Regions from separate parts of the Mus musculus genome. Here region 1 is linked to region 2. A link is a contact called in ENCODE POLR2A ChIA-PET data. All regions are on one chromosome and are shown on one strand. The core of a region is the stretch at or near the end of the contact, and the rest is flanking DNA. Distances in the headings are between cores, read along the strand shown.

Region 1 (4,104 bases), core at 274-2,773, 100 kb before region 2:
TGAACATGGGTCTTCTGGTAGGCAAGCCAGTGTTTCTAACCACTGAGCCATCTCTCCAGCCCTGAGTCATGATTTTAGTGTGAGAGGCATCATTGAATTTTCTGAGCACGGCCATCAGGGTAGCTGGCACAGGTCTTCAGATACAAGGAGATAGTTATAAGAAGGCAGCCATGGCTGTGGTGCACTAGAAATGGAGAAACAGCTTCATCAGGTGACAGACCAGTCTGACTCTGTCCCATGATTAGAAGCCATCTTGTTACAAGGTCAAAATAAGTTCATTCCTGTTTTCTGTAACACTTGGGTTTGATCCTGTCGTCAACCCATTTTCTGGAATTTGACATGTTCCATACTCCATTATACCCTGACTTCCACCCTGATAAGATGTTCTGCCAAGTTCCTGTGTAGCCAACATTCCCCTGGAAATCTCTCTTCCCTTGGAAACCACCTAGTCTTAGAAATTTTGAGTTATATAAATTCCACTTCTATGTTTGATGCTATTCTTTAAAACTCCACTTTAGGGAGATAGCCCTGTCTGATAGAAAATAAAACTTGCTTAATTTGTCTAAAAGAGTTTAAGTAATAGTTTTTACTTTTGTTCCGTGGGATTAATACAGGGTGAAACAGACTCCCGTGTTTCCAGTGTGAAGTGAGCCACACACTGCAGTACAAGTTATATCAGCAGGTTCTGCCTCTGGGCAATGAACTTTTGCTTGTGTGGACATCAGGGTCTGTGTGAAGGGAAGGTCCTATGGCCTAGATTTATACTATTCAACAGTCTGTCCCCGAAGCCCTGGTGCTTTATTATTTTGACAAGCCCCTGCTGCTGGTATTCCACCCTGCTGCGAGTCAAAAAAGTTCCTGTCTCGGAAAAACAAAACAAAACAAAACAACCAAAAAATAAAATTTTTTTTTCCCACAGGTTCTAGTGGAGGTGCTCACTACCAGAAATCCTACAAATAAGCCCATCTCATGGATCAGGGTTTACCTTTGTAATAATATTAAATCTGTGTGCATGTGCGCACGCATGTGTTTTATGCTTGCATATATGTATACGCAGCCATGGTTTTCTACTGTCCCACTCACTCTGTAACTTACTGAGCCATCCAGCTGGTCCTCTAAATACATTTCAATGAAAGTTTTCATTAGCGTGAACGTGAAGGTGGTAAAATCTGTTAGTGTGTGCTTATGCCTGTGGTTTGCACCTCTAGTCTGAAGGTTGCTCTTTTCAAATTTTTTATTTATTTACGTTTTTACTTTTGAGTCAGAAACTCATAAAGGCCAAGCTGGCCTCGAATTCGCTATGTAGTCAATGATGACCTTAAACTTGTGACCCTCTACTTCGTTAGTGCTGGAACCCCAAGCTTGCTGAGTACAGAGCACTTTCAGACCGGAACTAGATGTCTACTTCCTGTTCCGCCTACATTACAGGTTGCTAGGTTACACCCCCCCTACGCCGTTTTAGACGCAAAACTTCATTTCCCATGCAAAACTTCATTTCCCATGAACACTTGCAAGGGTCGCCGCGCTGCGCGGCGTCATTGCTCCCGCCCTATATACCTACTTCCGCCCGCGAGCCACTTCCTTTCCTTTCAGCGGCGCGCGGCTGCAAGATGGCGGTGCAGATTTCCAAGAAGAGGAAGGTAAGCGTCTGGGCCCGGTTCGGGAGTCCGCCGCGGGTTCTACAAGTGCCAGGGAGGCCTGTGGCTCCGTGATCAGTCCTGTGGAGCGTCTGGGGCCGCCTGCCGTCTCTTCGAGCCTCGGATGGCCGTAGATTGTGTATTGGGCCGGAGCCGGGCGAGTGCTGTGTGCCTGGGCAAGGGAGGGACAAACTCCTCGAGTTCTGGACCGACTCGAACACCGGGCGCCTCCAGTTCCGGACTAGACACCTTTGAGCGTTTCTTGGTCTCCATAATAGTAATCCTGTGGCACAGTTAGAGGGCGTGTGCCATCAGATCTAGTCCAGTTTCTTTAGTAAGTGAAGTTTAGCAGTCCCTTCTCTTAGTCGCGTGATCCTGCAAGTGGCCATAGTTGAAAGCCTACTTACTGACTGCTGCCGTGTTCACTCGGGACCCGGAGCTGCAGCGTCCCTGTGGTTATCATTTCATGGGGGAAAAGTGTGCAGGTTGCCAGGTTTAGAAATAGATGGTCTGTCGTTTGTGCTTATGCACACAGATGATAAACCTGTTTTGAGTCAGGATTCCTCTCCTATCCGAGGTACAACTTACAGTCCCAGCTGTACATGTGCTACTTGGAGACAGATTTTTCTTTGTCTCTTGGGTGTAGATTATGCCGTAGAGCCCTTCGATGAAGAGGTGATGACGAGTCTGAGTAGGAAGTGTTGTCTTTGTCCAAGATGCCTCACTATGCTGCGTTCTGTGGCACAGCTGAAAGCACTGTGGTCAAAAGAAACTTCCTAAAGATGACCAAGAGGCATTTGTCTGAGAAGGGTTGCTGCTTTTCTGTAGGGCCATTGGGCTTGCTCTGACTAACCCTGTCTTCACCTCAGAGGTAACTTGTTTCCTTTGGTTCAGTTTGTAGCTGATGGCATCTTCAAAGCTGAGCTGAATGAATTTCTCACTCGGGAGCTGGCTGAAGATGGCTACTCTGGAGTTGAAGTCCGAGTTACACCAACCAGGACAGAAATCATTATTTTAGCCACCAGGTAGAAATACCATTGATTGTCACCTGTAAATACTGTGTGTACTGAGATGCTGTGTAAACTTGGGCCAACCAAGCAGTAAATCTGGCCTCAGTGGGTGTAACTGCTTTGTTAGAACTGCATTTGGGAAGAACTTACCTTCCATTTAACGTGTGTGCTGGCGTTGTGGTGGGCGGCAGGTGGGATCTTGAGTAAATGGTTGCGCTTCCCCTCTACAGGACACAGAATGTTCTTGGGGAGAAGGGTCGTCGGATCAGAGAGTTGACCGCAGTTGTCCAGAAGCGCTTTGGCTTCCCTGAAGGCAGCGTAGAGGTGAGTTCCTCTGCTTTATCTCCCGGGGGTTTTAGACTGAGTTGGGATGTGGCTTCTGCTATAGAATTGTACTTCTGAAAACCTGACATGGCCAGTGACAGTCACAGGTACTTGATGCTCTGCCAAAATTTCCTTAAAAGCAGAGCGATTGCCATGCATGGCGGGGGCCCATATTCTTGTCCTGGCACGCAGAAGGCAGGATGACGGCGGGGCAGAGCTAGTCAGGGCTGCTGTAGTGAGACCCTGTCTTAAACCACAAACAGTATGATATTCTGGTGGTCGAATGTAGAAATAATGCATGGGTGACTGGCTATCCTTAGTGTGGTTGTGAGGAACCAGAGTAGAAGGGCGATTCAGCCTTCATCGCTGCCTTGTGTGGGTAGTCGTGGTACTTGAGTATCTAAGGGATATTACAATGGCTTAATTGAAGATGGGTGAGTGACAGGAATGTACTTTGCTTTCTTTAAAGCTTTATGCAGAGAAAGTGGCCACAAGAGGTCTGTGTGCCATTGCCCAGGCAGAGTCTCTACGCTACAAACTCCTTGGAGGGCTTGCGGTTCGAAGGTGAGTGTCCTGAGACTTGATGGTCATGCCCTCCTGTGGATTAGTGTGTGCTAGCATTTTTGTTAGCAAATAACTTGATTGACAGAATCATCTAGTCTCTGGTGGTGTAGCCCATCCCCCCACTGAACCTAGTTAGGCTAACTAGGCTAGTAGTAGGCTGGTGGATGAAGGACCTATTGTTGGTGACACATGCCTGTATGCCAGCACTGGGAGGACCAGCCTGGGCTGTGGGATGAGCCCCGAAAAAATGGTCAGTGCTCTGACGAGGGAATGCTGTGGGTATGTTGAGAATGAAACGAGTAGATAGAATCATAACAGGGAGGGGCATCCGCTTTGTGAGGTTTAGCAAGGACCCTTGATAGGTGAGCAGGAAAGCATCCTGCCTGTTACTGTACCTGGGAGGAGTATCTGGTTGGGAGTTGTAGCTTTGGCAGTGCAGGTTTCAAAACAAGCTAGAAGTCATGCAGCTCTACTAACTAATGCATTCACTGTGTGGATATAGAGATAGCAGTTCTAAAGGGAAAGACATTTACACTAGCAATTGGCCAGGGTTCATAATGCCTACCCCC
Region 2 (4,090 bases), core at 1,015-3,514:
TTGCAGGTGAGACTTCAGAAGGAGGCTTCCCCTAGTCTCCTGCTCTGCCTCACCGGAGGTTCCCAGCTCTTTCCAGCACGCAGTGAAATGAGATCACAGGTGTGAAATTAGTTCATCAAAAAGGGAGCTCTGTTTAGATGCAAGGATTATTATGAGATCTGAATCCTCAGGCAGAGGTGGGGGAGGGGGAATCCCAAGCCCCTTAGACACCTTCTAGGCTGCTCGAACCCCTCCAACCCCAGGAACAGGCTTCTCGTCTTTAAGACCCTGCTCCATCTCCCAGGGGCTTTCCAAGGTAATTTCCCCACACTCCAGGGAGTCCAGCCCAACAAAGGTTAACCAGTTCCAGCCAGGGCCATAGTGCCCAGACCAAGGCCATATGCCACCCCAGCCCCACCCAGAACAAGAGCCCACAGAGTCCGTGCCAAATGCTCTTTCACAATACCCTCTCCTACAAAGATCCCAGGGCAGCGAGCAGGAGGAACTTCTGCCTGGGAATCAAGCACCTGGACTGTGTGTCCCCAGATCCGGCAGCCCTAACCTTAAGACCTGGAGAAGGTCTGCCCTGGGCCATTTTGCACATAGAGACTGGAGTCAGGCTTCTTTGAGCCCCAGTTCCAACCACACACACTCTCTGCAGTCTCATACACGCTTACCTCAACTGCATATTGGGGCTGGGGAAACCCTAGCCACAGACCGAAAAGGTGTGAACTAGGAAGGGGAGCAGACCCCTTGATGGATGTTTGGAAATCTTTCAGGTCTACTTCTCTCTCAACCACTCACTGGCTTTAGGACCTGGGGTCACTGTGCCCCCCACAAGTCTTCAGTGTCCTCATTAATAATGCCAAAGGAAGGTGGCTGAGTTCTGAGGGACCACAGCTCCAGCTTCCACATGGCTGTGTCTTGGGGACCAATATGGTGAGTCCTTTAACAGATAAAGAGTACTTCAGTAACTTGGGGACATTAACTATGGGAAGCAGGTTGTCCCTCCAGCCCGGACCCCGGGAAGAGATCTTTTGGAACAGGGAAGCCCTGCCTTCAACGCAGGTTCACCTTTCCTGGGAGGTGGCATGCCCATGACCCAAGAGTGGCTGGTAAGAAGGACCTCTTCGGCTTCAGGACCAGTGCCTGGATTTCGATGCCCCAGAGGCCCCCACCCTGCCAAGCTCTCACGTGCATGCAGGCTATCCACTTCTTTTCTTCTCCCCTCCCTCTTTGCTCTTTCTCTCTTTATCTTCTCCCTTCTCCCCAGTCTAATCCTCAACATGGAAGGCAGAGGACCTCAACCCTGCCACGCCTCAGTTTCCCCAACTGTCTGCGCCCATAACAATACACAATAGCTTTTATCTCGGGGTTGCTATGAGCTTTGGATAAGGAACGACTTGTGCAAGGGCGGGGCTCGGACCTGCACACAATGGGCACTCAATAAGTGCGGGCTTCTCTCTACTATCTTTCGCGCGCCCTCTCCTAAACAGTTCACTCTCTGCCCGTGTCCCCTCCACGCCCTCCGCTGACCCGGGCCCTGCCTCTAAGGCTCCCGGGACTGCTCCCGCCGCGCATCCGGGGCTCTCACCTGCAACCTCCGCTCGCTGGAGACTGTGGCAGGAGAAGCCCCTGTGTTCCCCTGGGAGCAAGCACCCCAAGATCCTTAACCTAGGGCGGAGAAAGGTGGCAGCTTCGACTCGCCCAGGGGTTCGGTCCGACTGTTCTGCCTGCTTGGGACCCCTCACGGTGCGCTGGACCCGGGCGGTGCCAGTACAGTTTCAAGTCCGGAGCAGTTCGGTCCAAGGCAGCTGAAGATTTGGTTCTCCAGGAGCTGGAGGCCGGTGGGCGTCCCGGCTCCTCTACACTCAAGTCCCAGAGCTGGGGCCACCTTGCGCCGACCAGGGGGCGGAGGACACTCCAGCAGAGATGGGTCAGTATGATGGGGCCGAGAACGTCCCGTCTCGGAACTCCGGATCAAGGCCGGGGCTCGAACGTCCCAGCAGCTCCAGACCACGGGGCTAGGAAAGTCCAGGCGCGGAATGCGGGGCTCGGACAAGCAGGGCAGGGCAGGGCAGGGCAGGCGGAGCGCCAGCGGCCGGAGCAAGGCGAAGAAGTCTGCCCAGGTCCCGACGCCGCTCACTCTGCAAATCTGGGCGGACCTGTGCCGGCAGCGGACTCCAGAGCTCCGGGCCGCCGCTCCACTTCCTCCTCTTACCGGCTCCCCGCTCACCGCTTGCTCAGCCTCGCGCCGCAGCCTCTGCTACTGCCGCTGTCACCCTAGCCGCCCACCCCCACCCGAGCTGCAAACCGAGCCGAGCCGAGCCGAGCCGAGCCGAGCCCTGCCGAGACAGCTCCGGAGCGCCTGCGAGCTTGGCCCCTCCCCTAAAGGGTGGGACCAACAGAAACCCCGCCCCTGGCCGGGCCGGGAGCAAAGGCGGGGCGTGAGAGACACTGCTAGGCCGGTCCCCGGCGCAGTTGGGCAGCAAGAGCCAATGGGAGAGTGGAAGAGGGGTGGAACTCTGCTGAGCGTGGTCTGGTGCCGCTGGAGAAGGACAATGAAAGCTGCGCGTAGCAAGCGAGCCAGCCGCCTGGAGATCAAGATGGTGGGCTCGGGGGCCTGGGTTGACTGTGACTGAGCACGAGGCCAGCAGTGGGAAAGGGCGAAGCATGGAGGAGGCGAGGTTAGGACTGGGATGTCCCTGGATGGCGGAACCTGGGGCGTAGCGTGATACAGCCAGCCTCTTGCTCCTCCCCGCTGCTAGGGCTCCTTGCACTGAGTAGCATTTGGGAGCAGTGCAAGGCTCTGATTTTAGGAAGCGATGCAAAAAAGTTTGTAAAAATAAAAAGCAGATCTGTTTCCCACACTTCCCCTTTCCCAGAGTTCTGCGGCTCAGGGAGGAACGTCGTTATCAGTTTCAAAAATATGAGCGGAGGTGTGTGAGGACAGCTCACTTCGAATCGTGACTTCTGTCGGCTGTGCACCTTCCCCACCCCTCCCTGTCTTTGAAGTATCCAGCGTCCTGTGTGAGGCACCGAACAGGAGTGAAGGGTTTGATATATGAATGAGTGTTGCGAGTGCGCGTGGGCAGGGCTTAAGTCACTAATTGGCTTGGGGAGCCCTAGGATGAGGCAGCCCAGCCCAGGTTCATCTGCAAGCCTCAAATCAATTTTCTGCGTGAAACCCCTTTGTCACTGCTGTGGACCAAGACTGTAGGGGGCGCATGGTGTTTTCCAGATTGCTGTTGCTGGTATAGGATTCTATCCACCAACTCTGTGACATTCCTGGACTAGACTGGCTCTGGAAGATGGCTTTAGCCTCCTAAGGCGATGCCAAGGTCATCCTTGACTACACAGTGAATGGAAGCCAGTGTGAGCCTGTCTCACAAGACATAATAATACCACCTTAAAGAAACTCAAGACACTGCAACTTGACAGTCGAATGAGTGAGGAACCACATGGGCTTAGAAGACCAAAGGAATGGCTTTCCTGACAGAAACAACAGCACTTACAAAGGACACCTCCAGAGATCTCTGCCTCGTATTGGTTAGCAGAGGCTTCCCTGAGCAGGTTACAGGCAAACTGAGGTCAAAAAAAGCTAGCAAGGTTAGTAGGAGTTGACCGTGCTCCTGAGAAATCCTGGCAGCAGTAGAGCAAAAGTCAAAGTGGGAGATTCCAGCGAGGCAGGTAGAAGGGAGTTCAGACTTATCCAAAGGACCAAAGATCTCTTAAGATCCTCCTGAGCCCACAGCCCAGCTGGATGCTGATGAGATCAAACTAGGAGGAGCTTGGAGTTTGGATTCCATTAGCAGAGGGCTGTGAGAAGTTTTCAGCACACTGTCAACATGATGGAGTTCTGTAGGGAAACAAGTGTCCTTAAAACACAGCGCCTAGGGGAGTGGCAAGGGCCTGCCTGAGGATTGAAGCTATCCATATCACACTTGGTAAGGGTGCCAAGATCTCGTATACCTTCCCCTTGGCCAAGAACCGTCAGCCTTCAGTTGTCAGCCCCACGGAGCCCTGAACTCTTAGCCTGCTATTGTAGCTCCTTGTCTTTCCACCTCTTCTCCCCCCCCCCCTCCCTCACACCTCTCTCAGATTCGCTAAC

What was found. ChIA-PET counts read pairs that join two places held with the same protein, here RNA polymerase II (POLR2A).
Region 1: POLR2A ChIA-PET joins it to region 2 with 14 read pairs in Patski. The contact joins the promoter of Rps3 here to the promoter of Gdpd5 in region 2. POLR2A ChIA-PET finds 5 or more read pairs at or near these places in 3 of 5 experiments (Patski and embryonic stem cell).

The regions. Positions count from the first base shown.
Region 1 is chr7:99,481,128-99,485,231 of GRCm38, reverse strand. It overlaps Rps3 (ribosomal protein S3), which reads left to right and starts at 1,523. Exons shown (of 7, transcript NM_012052.2): 1 at 1,523-1,640; 2 at 2,532-2,662; 3 at 2,878-2,971; 4 at 3,441-3,535. The coding sequence starts at 1,611. Snord15a (small nucleolar RNA, C/D box 15A) reads left to right here and starts at 2,300; the gene lies at 2,300-2,447.
Region 2 is chr7:99,379,692-99,383,781 of GRCm38, reverse strand. Gdpd5 (glycerophosphodiester phosphodiesterase domain containing 5) reads right to left here and starts at 2,264. Exons shown (of 18, transcript NM_201352.3): 1 at 1,574-2,264.